2 separate regions of the Mus musculus genome follow, and region 1 is linked to region 2. The links are chromatin loops, found by intact Hi-C in ENCODE. Cell type or tissue: left cerebral cortex. All regions are shown on one strand.

Region 1 (8,000 bases), 97 kb after region 2:
TTGAGTTCTCAAATTAACCAAGAGAAGCCAAGCCCCAAGATCAATTGGGACCCTTTAAGCTATCACATTTTTTATACTGCCTTTTCTACACTTTGTTCTTGAAACACTACAATCAGTGAAATGTTCAAAGAAACAAAAACAATTCAAGATAAGGTAACTAGAGGAAAACACAGTTTCACCAAGTCTACAGTCTAGATGATGGATTCAAAGTCTTACTTCTTCAAAAAACACTTCAGTTGTTCCTGTAGAAAAAGGATCTGTTCATACTTCTGCTTCTCCTGTAACTTGAGCTGATCTAGCACAGACTGGAAATGACTCTTGAGGGTCAGGTTTTCCAATTTTCTGAGGAGATCTTTCTGCCTCTGTGCTTTGGCCTGGATCTCTTGGAGTTTTCTCTCCTTGGAATGAATCAGCTTCTGAATTCCAAGAATTACTGAACTGCTACTTTCATTAGCTTCACACAAGCTAAACTCAATAAACTTGGCTTGTAGCTCTCTTTCCAGGTCTTCTTCAGAATCATCTTCCTCTTCTTCCTCTTCCTCCTCTTCATCCTCCTCATCCTCATCCTCTTCTTCCTTCTCCTCTTTTTCTTCTTCCTCCTCCTCATCTTTATTCTCTGGATCATCTTTGCCACTGCTGGAATCACTGAATGTGCTCTGAGGCATAGCACATGCTGATGAGGTATGATCACCTGCTTCAGGGGGCAACGGAACGTGTGAAGTGCAGGTTTGACTTGGTACTGCCTTGGTTTCATCATCAACAACGACTTCCCATCGGCTGCTGATGGCTTCAGCATCTGAGCGCAGCAGCCTCTTCACTTCCTTTTCCACATCTTTGGAATCAATGTAGGCCCTACAGCTTTCTTCGCCTTGCTTCATATCGGCGGGCTTTTTTGTTGGTTTGCGAAACCGTTTCTTTCTGACGTTCTTAAGTGGTGGAGTAATGCCATGCTTCCAGATATATTTTCCCTCTGCTTCCTTTTTGTTTCCCACTACAGTAGCACCAGCAGAGGTAGCTGGCTCTTCTGGGGACGTGTGGGGATCACCATCATCGGCGCTGCACAATAGCATCTGGGACACATCGGCTGTTTTATAAAAGGTTTTCCCATCGTGCGTTTTCAGGCTTCCAATAACACAAGGCAAATCGACAAGTTTGGCAGACAGTGAGACGCCATCTACCTGAACGACGGCACGGCGTGAATCGGGAGACAAGTCGATTTTTAGTTTCTCTCTCATGGCGGCATTTCCAGAACGGATGATCTTCCTGACCGCCGAAGCCTGTTCTGGGGGCAGCCGCAGTATGAACTGGTTCTCGAGTTCGTGAGGCGGTTCATCTCGGCTTTTGCTCATCTTGTCTCTTGGGCTTATCCGCGCCAGAGCTGAGGTGAGGCCGTGTGGCCTGGGGTCGACCTTCCTTTCCTGTGTCCTTGGGGGGGACAAAGGCTGGGCCCCGCGGGGCTCTGAGGGCTGCGGTGAGGCCGAGGCGCTTAGAGTTCAAGTCTGCCCTGCCCAGGGAGGCTCAGTCAGCGCGCTGGCCCCTGGCACCTCGTTCCTGTGTCCCGGGCCACCAGGTAGGCAGCTGGCCTCTAATGGCTTCCCCACACCTCGGCAGGCTTCGGTGGCCTCCGCTGGTAACCGCAGGGCCTCTGCACGTCACCTCGGGCCTCGCAGCCTCCTCGAGCCTCTGTTTGCCTCTACACCTCCTCGGGCCTCCCTAGTCCTCCACAGTCCTCCGCGGGCCTCGCGGCCACCCTGCACCTCAGGACACCACCTCAGGCCTCGCGGCAGTCCTGGGCCTCAGGACGCCACCTCAGGCCTCGCGGTCTCCACGTACCTCTATGTACTCCTCCACAGTTCTCTATGCGCCTCCCTGGTCCTCCTCGGTCGTTCCTGGTCCTCCTCAGTCGTCCCTAGCCCTCCTCAGTCCTCCCGAGGCCACCACAGGCGTCTGGCAGCCGCTTAACGGCCAGCGGTGAGCCTCGAGGCAGCAGACGCGCTTCTGCGTATGGACAGAAACTCACTTTGAAAAGGACCTCAGGCTCCGAGCACGCACTTCCGGTCATAGGCTTCCGGCTGAAGCACCTAAAGGCTGCTGTGTTTCCACCTAGCGGGACCTTCTGCTGCCGGGTTACTCCGGTGTTCTTTGTGTGGATTTCTTGTTTTGTTATTGGGTTTTTGGTTTTGTTTGTTTGTTTATTTTTATTTGTTTAGTTAGTTAGTTAGTTAGTTAGTTAGTTAGTTTGGTTTTTCGAGACAGGGTTTCTCTGTGTAGCCCTCGCTGTCCTGGAACTCACCTTGTAGACCAGGCTGGCCTCGAACTCAGAGATCCGCCTGCCTCTGCCTCCTGAGTGCTGGGATTAAAGGCATTTATTTGTCACTTTATACAGCAAACGCTGTGATGTATTTGATTGCCCCATGAGCTGTTAGCTTGTCGGTTGGCTGGGACTGTGTGCTGACTATCAGAATTTTCACTAAGCCCCCTCCTCACTAGCTATTATTTATTTATTCATTCATTCATTCATTTCAAGACTTTTAGACAAGGGCAGGAAGCTATATGGGCTCAGTGCTAGATAGAGATGTCCCAATCTAAACAGTAGCCGGTTATTCCAAAGGTCACAAATATGGGGAGGGGAGTAGGGATCTTTCTTAAACAACTACTTCATCATGGTATAAGTCGTAAATGCCAACCCAAAAAAAAAAAATTAACATTGGGAGCTGTTAGCTGGAAACTATAAGAATGGCACAATGACTCTTTACCCCTAAACAGCCCAGTGATAGATCACAGAAACCAGAATACAGAATTCTCTTTTCATCATCAAAGAACAACTACTTACTTCTGGAAAATAAAAATATTTTACCTCTGGTAAATACTATTTCCCAACCTATAGCCTCTAATTGTTTCTATGCAGGCCTTTATAGAGAAAAAGAACTGAGGGAGATCTAGTGAGAGCATGAGTCTATAATCCAGTGGGGTTTATTATTGTTGTTTCCCTGGAGAACGAGGACAACCTACAAATAGCATGGCTTTTTATTTCACTTTTCATATATCTCGACTTTTAAATTTTTTACCTTTTTAAGGACAAGTACCTGTTATTCACAAATGCATTAAATACGTGCCGCTGCTAAGTGGATTTTTGAATACCCTTAATTTCTCTCCTCCCATTACCTAGAAGTAAAAAGCAGTATGGCAGTCATTTATTTTGTTCACTCACCCACGTAGCAGTGGATAATGTTTTTGAATTATTTTGAAGGCTGACTATAGCACTGTTCTTGGTGAGCTGCTCTGAATAAACTGTGATCATTGGTCAGTACTTAGCTATGAGTTCTATAAAGCACAAAAATAAATCAAGAAGCTGAAGTTAATACAATAGAACATCTGTAATCTGTAATTTAAAAAAAAACTCAATTTTATTATTTAGTTGGTATAACTCAAGCATCACAACTGGGAAGATGGGAATAAATTATTTTGAAGGGAAATGGAGAGAAGAGAGGCTCTCATAGTCCGAATTAGCCTCAAAGGAAACACGTGGTCGCTGAGGCTAATCTCTCATGTGCTGAGACTCCAAGTGTGCCCTACCACATACAATCCCATCATTTGCTAATTAAGCATTATTAGAAATGGAAATTACTCTGATAATTCCAAAGCTTTTGGTTATATAGTCATATTTTTTTAAGTATTTTATTCTCTAATACTGTGATGATATATATAAAATACACACACACACACACACACACACACACACACACACATGCACACACGCACACATTATTCCAACAGAAAGCTGAGGCAAACGTAATAATGTAATCAAAGGAAGGGGCCAAGGTCCAACCCCCATCAAGCAGCAGAACCTGGTAACTTTGGTCACTTGGTTATATCTTTGAAATCAAGGATATAAACAAAGGAGTTGTGGAATCTCCCTCTGTGGCTAAGGAAAGCAGCTGAAGTCAGGCATGTGTCAGGGGGTTCCTGCATGGAGGTCCAGAGAGGTTATTGTGTGAATCTATGAAGGTGAGAACTGGATTGTGTTGGAGACCTCAAGATTTTAGAGATCCCAGAACCGTGGGATGCCTGCCAAGGAAAGCTGCAGACAGGGAGTAGAAACAGTTCAAGAAAGAGAAGTTTAAAGATCACATTTACATCAAACACGGTGATGTAGAACATGGTGTTTGGAATTTGTCCTACTGCTTTTCAATCTGGCCCAGTATTTCCTTATATGGTCCCCATCTTGCCATTTCAGAATGGCAATATATATTCTTTACCATTGGATGTTGGAAGTATGTGACCTGCATTTTGATTTTGCTCCAGCACCTACCTACTTGCCACCATGCTTCCTGCCAGAACTACAGTGAACTAAATCCTCTAAAACTGTAAGCCTGCCACCAGTTAAATGCTTTCTCCCATATAAGAGTTGTCTTGGCCACTGTGTCTCAGCAACAGAACAGTGACCAAGATACATAGTTTTATGTAACAACATATTAATATTGTATGCAGATGTAAAATTTACTCAAAAAGAAAATTCTACAACACCAAATGAGAATAGACATACACAACATTGCTACTGATCTTTCTCTACTTTAGTGAATCATGTTGAGTGTTCATTGCCATTCTGTCCTCAGTCCAATTCTTGCCTTTGAGACAGATGTATTTGATGCTTTAATATCTATTGTTTTCTGATGCTGACTATTATAGTAATAGACCTGTTTAAATTTCATTTTTTTCCCAAGGAATGCTATTTTCTTATTTGCATATACATCTTAGCAGAGGTCATTTTCTTGGTACTTACTCACTTCATGTTTGTTTATAAATATTTGTCTGCCACTGTATGATAGTAAGTTTTATCGTTTGTAATAAAGCTGTAGATAAGAAGCTTCAGGAAACATTCGTGCTAGAGATAAAGTGTGTTGAGTTAAAAAGTGACTAAGTGGAAAACTATTTTTACCACAGGCAATACCACCCACCCAGTCCGCCTTGAGAGGAGGATTTCACACGGTAAAAAAAATAGAGATAATTCAGGAAAGAGCATCCTTCTAAATTAGTTGTAATTTCACGTTCAATGCAATGTGATAAAGAAACAGGGATGAGCCAGCTAAAATCTATGTATGCATCTGTCAAGCAGTTATAAAACTGCCTCAGCGATAACACATAGATTCACATTATTCACCGCGTGAAGGCAGAGCTTGTGCACTTTTGCTGATATTTCAAACAAATGTTGGTAGTTTAATGAATAGGTGATGTATTTTTCTTTTTGAGAGAGAGAGAGAGAGAGATGAATACTCAAGTGTATGCATGCTGATGCCAGAGGAAAAATTAGGGTGTCTTCCTCTATCACTTTCTGCCTTGTTTTTCCTGTTTACATTTGTTTATTTAACGTGTGTGTGTGTGTGTGTGTGTGTGTGTGTGTGTGCATGTGTGCACAAACATGTGTATGCCTGAGTGTGCCATGAATGCATACAGAAGTCAGAGGATACCTTATGGAACTTGGTTTGCTCTTTCTACTATGTGGGTCCCAGGGATCATAGACTCAGATCAACAGGCTACCAACTGAGCTTTGTCACCTATCTGCCACCATTATATATATATAATATTTTGGGACTATAATTGCATTATTTCCAATTCCCTGTTCCTTTTCTCCCTCAAACCCCACCATATGCCACTATGCTTGTTCTCTTTCAAATTCATGCTATCTCTCTTTTTAAATTGTTGTTGTTGCTGTTCCTTAACATATAAATGCAACCCGTTCTGTCCATATAATGCTGCTTGGATATATGTGCTTTCAGAGCTGACCATTTGGTACTAGATGACCAGTTGGTATTAGATGACCAGTTGGTATGCTCCTCTCTGGGGAAGACTATTTGTCCCAGACTTGGAATGCCTTAGTTACCTGTAGTTAGTTGTTGAGGGTTAAGATCTCATGAGCTTTTCTCTTCTGATATTAGCATGTCTATTGGTATCACCCTCGTTCAGTCACGCTTAGGCAGACATGTTGATGAGACTTCTTGAGTGTAGTTTCTGACATTTCTGGGAGACACAATCTCACACAATAACCCTAATGATACAGAAGTGGCACACATAACTTGGTGGTAACCAACAACTCTCTGGTTGGACTTAGCCTACCCAACAAGAGGGAAAGCATGCCTGATACCAAAAATTTAGTCAACCACCCAGGACTAGTAGAATCATGGATCTTGGAAGAGAACATACTACTGCCACTTTACTAACCAGTTGTAATCCTTGTACCAACAAGCAAGTGTAGTTCTCACCCCTCATCAAGGGAACTTCTCTTTGCAACAAAAAGTGACCATTACAGAAAACCACAGCCAATCAAAATGCAGAATTGTGAAGTCCACTCCCAACTGATACATCTGCAACAAAATTCCTGCACCAACAACACAGAGATCACTGCAGAAGAGGGGGAAGAAAGAGTGCAAGAGCCAAAGGAAGATAGAGTTCACCTGAGATTGTGCTGCCTTATTTTGGGGGACAGGCTCTTTCAAGACCTGGAAGCGCTAGGTTTTTGGTGAGGCTGGGTAACCAATAAGTTCCTAAGATCTGCCCGTCTTTGCCCCTGACCCCTAAAGCTAGGGTTTACATGAATATTCAGCCACGCCTAGCTTTTTACATAGATGCTGGGGATTTGAACTCAGGTCTTTGTGTTTACAGATGAAGTGCTCTTAGCCACTGTGCCATATCCCCAGTGGATGAGTTTTTAAGTATTTTTAATATTTTATTCTTTGATAATTTCATACATAGAAACAATGTATTTTGATCATTCTTACCCTACACCCCCAACATCATCTGTACTTCTCTGTAGTACCCTTTAAACTTCAATATATAAAGCCATAATACATACACAAACACAGACACAGACACACAGACACACAGACACACAGACAGACACAGACACAGACACAGACAGACACAAACAGACACAGACACAGACACAGACGACACAGACACAGACACAGACACAGACACAGACACAGACACAGACACAGACACAGACACAGACACAGACACAGACACAGACACAGACACAGACACAGACACAGACACAGACACAGGACAAACCCTAACAGCCACCAACTGTCAATAACTCCTCCTTGATGGGTAAAGACTCCTGTGCCTCTCCCCATACATGTTTGAATGTTGACTGCCTGGATCTTGTATAGACAACTACAGTTCTGAAGAGCCAAATAACCATACTTCCGCTTCCATGAAAATAATTTCAATTGGAATTAAACCTGAACATTTAATACATTTGGTTATTCACATTTAATAGACCATTTATCCTACTAAAAATTCTAAGTTCCCTTTAGAGTTTCACTTTTCATGATGCCCAACCTCAAGGAGTTCCATATGTGTACTTACCTCATACTCCTTGTGAAGACAGAAGACTGAATTCTAAGTTTTAGGCACACTTTGTATATGAAATTCTACACAGTAGTATTACTCATATTTCTTCTATAAGTTTCTTGCATTGGATTTCTTGAATATTTGGGTGTACGGTTTTCATCTCAGACATTTCAGCGTGTTCTTTTTTGAGACAGCACCTTGAGTATCCCAGGCTGGCCTTCAATCCACCATGTAGCAGAGGCCCATCTTAAACTCCTGATTTTCATGTCTCTGCTTCCCCAATGCTAGAATTTCAGACATTTACCAAGCCCAGTTTATGTGATAGTGGCATGGAATTTAGGAATTTCTGCACGTATTCTCTAGCCAAAAATTTGGGAGTTTTGACCCATTATTTCTTTAAATGTTTTTGTGCCTTTGACTTCAAACATTGCAAGTTATTAGACTGTCTGCAGTAATTCTACATCTAGCTAAGTCCCTGTTCATCTTTTCTTAAGACATTATCCACTGTGTGTTTCATTGTTCATTCTATCACCTCTTAAATCTTACTCATCCACTCTTCTGAAATGTTTACTCTACTGTTAACCTCACCAACTATTTTTTAACCCAGGCACTGTATTTTTTACCTGAAGAAGCAATACCTGGGTCAT
Region 2 (8,000 bases):
TTTGAGTTGGCTACTGTGAAAGTTTAGACTGGGAATTCATTTGCTTAAGACAGAGATTGGCATGAAGGAAGGCTTTAAGGAATGTTATCCATCACTCTGTCCAAATAATGGAAGCCTAAATAATAAGAAACCCAGTCGATGAACCTGATTTGTCCACTTCAAGTGCTCCAAGAAGGATGTCCTAAGTGGATAGTTTCAACTCTGTATACCCAGGCTAATGTGGACGCTTACCAGAAGAGGGTGTAGAGTTAGATGGGAGAGGAGGTAGGGAGAATATGAAAAAGGAGAAACAATGATCAGAATCTATTGTAGGAAATATGTTTTAAATCAAAAATGGATAATATTATCCACGTGTATGCCATGTGTTGTGTACAGGTGTTCTTAGAGGACAGAGGAGGAGGTTAGAGTCACTGGAGTTGAAATTACTGGTGGTCATGTGCCACCCAACGTAGGTTTGGGGATACTCCTAACTGATGAGCCAGTATTCTTGCCCCCTATCTTTTTTATATTTTATTTTTTGAGTAGGAAAGTAATAATGAATATCCAGGCCCCAAAATAACAGCCCAGTTAAGGTTATTTTTACAATTCTGAACTACTCTAGTCAAAATAGAAAAAAAAAATTTTCCTGTTAAAGAGATTTTCATGTGGTTTTTCATTCAGCTACCTGTAGCCTTAGGCAAAGTACATAGCTAGCAGGCTGCTTGCTGGCAAAGTCAAAACCAATTATATTAATTGAAATTTTACATCCCCCCTCCCCCAAAGTAAAGGTTAGAATTATCTATGGAAAAGCAAGATATTCTTGGCACTGATGCAGCATGGATTCATGACTGTAGCCATATTATCTTCTTGAACACTTATGTAAGCTTGAATATTGTTTTAAAGAGGCATAAAATTAGGAAGGTGCATCTTCTGCAAGCACACTGATATTATTTCCCTCCTGACTCCATCCATGCACCAGCAGTCATAGCTAAGAAGGATTTTACTCCACTTACCTCTAAACATGGGTATACAGTGCATCTGGGAGATAAATTCAGTAGCAGTACCAGCCAGGCTGCCCACCTGTTTTGGAGCATCTCATCCAGATGACCTTTATTGGTTTTGAGCATGGTTGTTGTGTGAAGTGTTGGTCTGGGCAGTTGGGTTACTTAAAGTGAGTAAAGCCCCCCAAAAGTCTGTACTGGCTGGTTTTGTGTGTCAACTTGACAAAGGTTGGAGTTTCAGTTGGGGAAATGCCTCCATGAGATCCAGCTGTGAGACATTTTCTCAGTTGGTGATCAAGGGGGAAAGGCCCCTTGTGGGCAGTGCCATCCCTGGGCTGGTAGTCTTGGGTTCTATAAGAGAGCAAGCTGAGCAAGCCAAGGGAAGCAAGCCAGTAAGTAACATTCCTCGATGGCCTCTGTATCAGCTTCCTGACCTGCTTGCGTTCCAGTCCTGACTTCCTTTGGTGATGAACAACAATGTGGGAAGTGTAAGATGAATAAACCCTTTCCTCCCCAACTTGTTTCTTGGTCATGATGTTTTGTGCAGGAATAGAAACCCTGTCTACAACTCTGTCATTCTAGAGATTGTATCCTAGGGCCAAAGGAGTATGGATGAAAGAATATAAACTATAGAAATATAACTGCCTGTATATCAGAAAATAATATGGCAAACAGAAACAGAAAAAGAAACTCTGATGCAAGGGTCAAAGCTGCAGAAAAGATTGCAGAAAAGTCTCGGCGAAACTCTGGTCCTCAGAGGCAGAGCCCACTACAGTCACAGGCACAACCAGGGGAGCAGCAAGAGTGCTTTTTATGCTTCTATTTTTAGGACAGAGAGAATGGTGAGGTATTAAAAATACATGTCATCTTGCTCACACTCCACCTGTTAGAGTTTAATTCCTGGCCTTGTCTTCTCAGAGCTCTTGATACAAAAAATTATAAAAGAAATAGGTGGCACTGCCTGAGCACCCAGAGCCTTTGAGGCCGGTCCTAATTTCGGTTCTGTTGATTATCTGGCTTCCTATTAGCTGTCTCAGTCCTCAGGGGATGCAGGAAGAAAGCACTCAATGAGCCTCGCAGTTCAATTCAATGAGCACTTATTACTACCTCGTATTTGGCCAGCACGATTTTATTCAATTTAAGTTAATGCAAAATTTAGAGCTTCTCAAAGAGCCTGCAGTTGGCGAAATGTGTGTCACAGATAAACGAACCGTTTGAGAGAGAGAGAGGAAAAAAAAAATATATATATATATATATATATATATATATATATATATATGTGTGTGTGTGTGTGTGTGTGTGTGTGTGTGTGTGTGGCGGTGTTCAAAAAGCGGGGAAGAGGAAGGACATTATAATGTCAGGTTAGCCCAAAGCTTCTTAAGAAAAAAACAAATTTAGACCTTTGTAAGCAACTGGGTGGGCAGTGGTCTGAGTGAGGTCCATTGCCGAAGAGGCAGAAGGGAAACCTGCGAATAGAAGCAGAAGATGAACAGTCTTGAAGGGAGCTTGGCTGAGGGACATTTGGCCTTAGAGTAATTAGTCACTAGAATGGTAAGGATCTTCATCCTACCAACTTAGGTAAAGGAACTAAAAGTGCATATATTTGCACACTGTGCGAGCCTCGTTAAAGGTACAGGATTGGAGCGGAGAAGTCGAGTTAAGTTGATAAGGCTTGAGTGGCTCAGCTGTGAAAAGCTCTCCTTACTTTCCCAGAAGACCCGGGTCTTATTCCTGCGACCGCGTGGCAGTTCGCAACCATCCATAAATCCAATCCTAGCCTTTTAACAACCTCATTTGACCTCTGAGGGCAATGACACACAGGCGTGGTGGACAGACAGGCATGCAAGCAAAATACCCCAATACATTATTTTTTAAATTAATGATAAAATCTTAGGTAATTATTTCCATAAAACACCAAAGACCGTTCCTTTCCTTCGTATTACACGGGTGTACTTCCCTACCCTGTAAGTATGACCTCCCTGTTTTCAAGCACTCCAGTCAAAGACTTGAGGCTTGAATTTAGTGGAAGTACAAAGATTGGAAGAAAGAAGCCTGGGGTGAGCTCATTGGCAAGAAGGGGGCGCTCTCGGAATATCCCGTTTGCTTAAACACAGCAGGCTGTAAGTGGGAACATTTGCCCAACCAGGCCAGAACTCGCTGCTTGCCTATGCTTCACTAGGGTGGGGACATACTGGGAAACTGGTCAGCCTGCAAGCATTTAGTTGCCACAGTGAGCTGAGTCCACGCGTGATTCAAAAATGTGAGGAAGGAACCAGATGAGTGGCCCCCTCCACTTCCCTCCTTGGGTTTCTGTGGTCCTGGCCCCGCCTCTTCCCTCCCCACTCAACTCCTCCCCCCGCCCAGATTTAGGAGGAACTCTAGGACCTCAGATTTAGGAGGTCCCTAAAGCTAGCCTCCAGCCCCTCCTCCCCCTCCTCCTCCTCGTGGAGCTTGTTCCCCTCGCAGTCTCAGCTAAGACCCGGAGAGGTGGAATTTCGATTTGAAACTCCCTAGCCAGGGCCGGAGCTGGGCATGCTCAGTGCCTCGGTGTGTCTCGGCTGCTGCTAGCTGCACAGGCAGCAGAGGCGCTGCCTGGCTCGGAGGCTGGCACTAGAGTCCACCCCACTGTCACCACCGGCTGCGGGCTTCCAGAAGGCCAAACTCTCACCTCTTCTGAGCGTCTTGCCCCCATCAGCCTCGAGTCCCCATCTCCCGCAGCATCCTACTCTCGTATCTCCCCATCCCTTGCGGAGAGGAAGCAGGTGCTCGGTTCTGTAGGCACGCCACAGACTGCTCTGTGTACCCCAGCGGAGGACCCTGTCATCGGATGCCCGGGATCAAAGGACTCTTGGCAGTGGTTCTCTCAAATAGCACTTAGCCTAGAGTGGGGTTGCGGCGGAGTTTCTCCTCTGACCCTCAATGCACACACTATGAGGAGAGCGGTCGGCTTCCCTGCGCTGTGCCTGCTTCTTAATCTTCATGCTGCAGGTAAGGGCTTGCGGGGTTCAGAGCTGAAGCTAAGGAGAAGATGGGAAACAGCACACGCTAGAGGACTCCAGGGAAAGCTTGCCTGGCAGAGAAAGATTTGGGATAATGTCTGAGGGGTGAGAGAGTGCACCTGTTGGAAGGCTAGGGCTGAAAACTTAGGCTAAATTCAGCTCTCCCTTCTTTATCTTGCATGGCGAAGAGTGAACAGTTTTTAATGTGAATATAGATTTGGTCCCCCCTCCATTGAGCTTTCCTGCTTGTGCTTCTAGGCTTTGCGCTTGGTTGCACATTTTACAGGGAAAAAGAGATGAGACACCCTGCTGGATGAAGCCCTTCCTACTGCAGCGGCTACATCCATAAGATCTCCCAGTGTAGCGAGCGCTCACGGGGATGCCCTGTCTGTAACCTGACGGTCTGCATCTCCGCCCCTAAGAGCCAAATGCTCGGTTTATTCATCATGCTGCTCTAGGCTGCTTTGGCCCCTGCTCTTGTCATTCGGGTTTTCTGAACCAATAAGAGGAAGGAAAGGTTTCAAACCGGAGGCTCCTCTCTATTTCAGCACCACGGTCAGTATCCGCAGTCAGTAAAGAAAAACCCAACCACGCTGACAAGCCTGGGGGTTTTTTATCACTGTGTCCCCAGGATAGATTGGATGGGAGGCAGCGAGAGTGTAAACACATAAAAATAGATTGGACACAAGAATCACTGTGTAGTTCTAGGGATGCACAGCTGATAAAGTGCCTAGGAATTTTATATTCGGTGTCACCTGGCTCCTCTAACCCTGTGGACAGGCTCACTGGACTGCACCCTAGGTGATTTTCACACACGGGAACCAAAATAAAACATGGCAGAGAGATTTCAGGAACCCTGCCGAGACCGCAGTTGTCCATGCAGTGATCCTGTAGCAAGCACAGACCTTTTCTTTGAGTTTCTTTCACACGCATTCATTTCTCTAAGTACACCGAGTGGGAGTGTATTATGCTACTGTGAACACACACACACACACACACACACACACACACACACACACCTACAATCCTTGTTATAGTGCTCCAAAAGACTGAGTGTTTTTTTTTTCATGTATGCAATGATGGGAGTGAGATGTAGTACTTTTTTTGTCCCAGCAATTGCTATTTAAATGCATTGTGAATTTAGAAACAAACAATGTATAGGAACAATAAGGCTATAATTAAGGATGTGTGTTAATTATCATAGATACAATATTACATTGTGGGGTGTTCAGTGGTTCTCTGGTATCTTGAAAAACCAGTGGGAGAAAAAGCTATGATTTGGTCATTAAATTATTTGCAAACATTTCATTGCCACATGTAATTATTTAACGTTAAAATATATGATGATGAAAACATGAACACTGTTATTGTTTTACATCCAATACTGTTTAATGGTACAACTGAAAAAATAGCCATTGCCAAAAAAAAAGTTTTCATTGCTATCCAGTTAAGTAATTAATTATCTGATAAAATACATCAGTGAAGTTATTCTTGAAAATTATGTATAAACAAATGTTAGGGATTGTAATTAATGCATACTAAGTAGTTATAAGCTTGAAATTATAAATAGACTTCATATTAAGCATGCAGAAAACATTTCTAATTTATTATGGATGAACCCTGGGGATAAGGGAAATAGAGAGCATTTTCTCATCAGAGGTGAAACCTGGAAGTCTGCATCCCTCGATGAAGTCTGCATCCCTCGATGATGTCTGGAGGTTTGCCAAAGTGTGTATTACAAAAGTCAAAGCAAATCTATAATCTGCACTTTGCCTTCTTAACATGTAAAAAAAGATTAAAAATAAGATTATCCAGCCAAGTTTAGTTTCATAAGGCAACTGGTGATTTACTACATATTTCAGGTTTCAATTGCAGTATGCTACATATACATTAATTGTATTTGTATTTAATACAGTGCTTTGGAATGGTGTCTTGTCAAAGCAGATTACAAGTCTGGGATTGTAATTGTCTTGCCAGTTTCATTTTGGATTCATTTTTAATTTTAAACAGCAATTTGTGGGTCACAGGCTGTCATCAGATTAAAATGCATCAGAGCTACCTAATATTACTGTTTGGGCTTTTCATCAGAACTCAAATAAATGTGGCTTTCTTGACCTCTGCTCCCACAGATTTAGGTAATCAGAAAGTAAGTGGCTGGGAGAGCAGAGATCAAGAAGCCTCCAAGCCTTTTACTTGTTGAATATCTGAGCTTGTCTCTTGTAAAGAAAGCCACATTCCCAGGGCAGAGGCTGACTCTATTTTTAGAAAGGACAGTGACACCTATACACATTAGCTGCTTGGCTGAAAAGCTAATTGCTCGATATCAGTCATACCCAGGTTGCCAGCAACTACTTTATGGTGGTATCACAAATGATGGTATCTTAGGATGCTCGACAAATGGAGTAAATTAAATAATGAGATGGACTGTAAGTGTTCTCAGCTGTGCTGGGAATTGTTGCCTGGGGCATAGCCATGTCTCTAACGATAAGGCTGGAAATTACTTTCAATGTGAGTGTCATCTCCAATTACTTGGTATGGTTGCCTATGGCATGGTAACCCCAAGTTCTGGCAGTCTCAATAGGGGGCAAACTGTGATATGTTTGTCATGTCTGTGGGAAGGGCAAACAGTGCAATGCAGTTGTCATTCTTGGGTAAGGAAGGCCAACGAAGCTGCTTAGCTCATAGCTAAGAAGTTGAATGACACGTGACAGCTAATTGCCACAGATCTAAAGAAACAAATCATACTTATCGTCCAGCCAGTTGCTTAAGTTGCTTAAGGCACAAATAACAAGATGCAGTAGTGCCAACTGACAACATAGTCTGGAAGAAAAAAAAAAAACACACAGGCTCTCAGACCTATTACTATATACTACAAAAAATTCAAGTTCCCAATATAGCTAAGAGCACTAACATCCCATCCCTTCAGCCAATTTCTCCCACCTATGAAGTATTCTAAGATGCCATCGATAACGTCCTCATAAAGTAGTTGCTGGAAACGTAGGCAAAACTGATTCTAATAGAATAAGCCACCATTGTGTTAGTGGTGACAAATCCTTTTCTCCTTAGCTGTCCTTACTCTTCGAATCTTCTGGGATCCAATAGAGCAAAGAAATTCCAGTTTAAAAGCCCACTTCATAGATATCCAAGTGTTAACCAAAAGCCATGCCAATGGGAAGATTGCTTAAAGAACAACCGTGTGGAAGACTCACAGACCGCTTATTTACTTCAGTACTCATTCATTCTTTGCCCAATGAGTCATATTCCATTTGAGGAGATTATGTTAATGTGGTAGTACTTTCAATGCCAAGGAGTAAATTTTTTTGTGATATTCTCAAAAGTTATCATCTAAAAGCTAAAAAAACAAAACAAAACAAAACAAAACAAAACAAAAAACCAACGAATGTTGTGATAGTAAAGAGATTGACTTCAACCCATGCACTGGAAAAGGTGACTTCAGATTGCCATCCTGTCCTTCCTGTTGTCCTGTCTGAATGACATACATTTCTTCAGGGTATGTCTCAAAGGTGTTCCTCTATTCTCCAAGAATTATATAGCACACCTCTTCAGTCTCCCAAAGGGACAGAGTGCCTTTCATGGAGCCATAAGGATATAGGAAGTCATTTGCAGAAATTATATGCTCAAGAAAAAGAGCAATCTAGCATAAAAAGCATTGTGTTTTCAGATTATATCATATCCTTTGGTTGTCCAATCTCAAAGATTAGTCAAACCAAACAGCCCTTAAAACATGCAAGGTCTACAATATTCTATTTCTCTCCTTTCTTTCTTATATACCTCCACCACTTTCCTCTTTAAACTTATCTCTGCTCATATTAGTCTGTCTGTTCCTAGAAGGATCTTGCATAAGTTTTTCTTTACCAAGGAAAGCCATTTCCTGGATTAACCTATCCATGATTTGAGATCTTGGGCTTTACTAACATGTGACCTTTTAGTGGAAATTTCTCTTGATAGATTCTTTCATACTTCTCTCTCTAAAATTGATATCATCTGCTCCTCTACCTTC

Evidence for each region. Hi-C counts contacts between places; a loop is a spot of excess contacts. Peaks named below come from ENCODE experiments on the same cell type or tissue, not always from the same donor. Only the 100,000 strongest peaks of a DNase experiment are listed, where the experiment ranks them.
Region 1: a loop joins it to region 2, with 3.0 times the contacts of the local background. A loop is called at or near these places in 2 of 42 quality-filtered maps.

The regions. Positions count from the first base shown.
Region 1 is chr10:116,112,271-116,120,270 of GRCm38, forward strand. The region is part of intron 2 of Ptprr (protein tyrosine phosphatase, receptor type, R); the gene reads left to right. It overlaps Taf7l2, which reads right to left and starts at 1,647. Exons shown (of 1, transcript NM_001161855.1): 1 at 1-1,647. The coding sequence starts at 1,349. The coding sequence ends at 213. In left cerebral cortex, no CTCF peak of the experiment used is centred here; DNase peaks (open chromatin) are centred at 4,211 and 5,010.
Region 2 is chr10:116,014,845-116,022,844 of GRCm38, forward strand. It overlaps Ptprr (protein tyrosine phosphatase, receptor type, R), which reads left to right and starts at 3,519. Exons shown (of 14, transcript NM_011217.2): 1 at 3,519-3,968. The coding sequence starts at 3,911. In left cerebral cortex, CTCF peaks have their summits at 3,044 (motif pointing right) and 3,244; DNase peaks (open chromatin) are centred at 3,114, 3,477, 4,408 and 4,855; H3K4me3 peaks cover 2,447 bases; H3K27ac peaks cover 1,868 bases.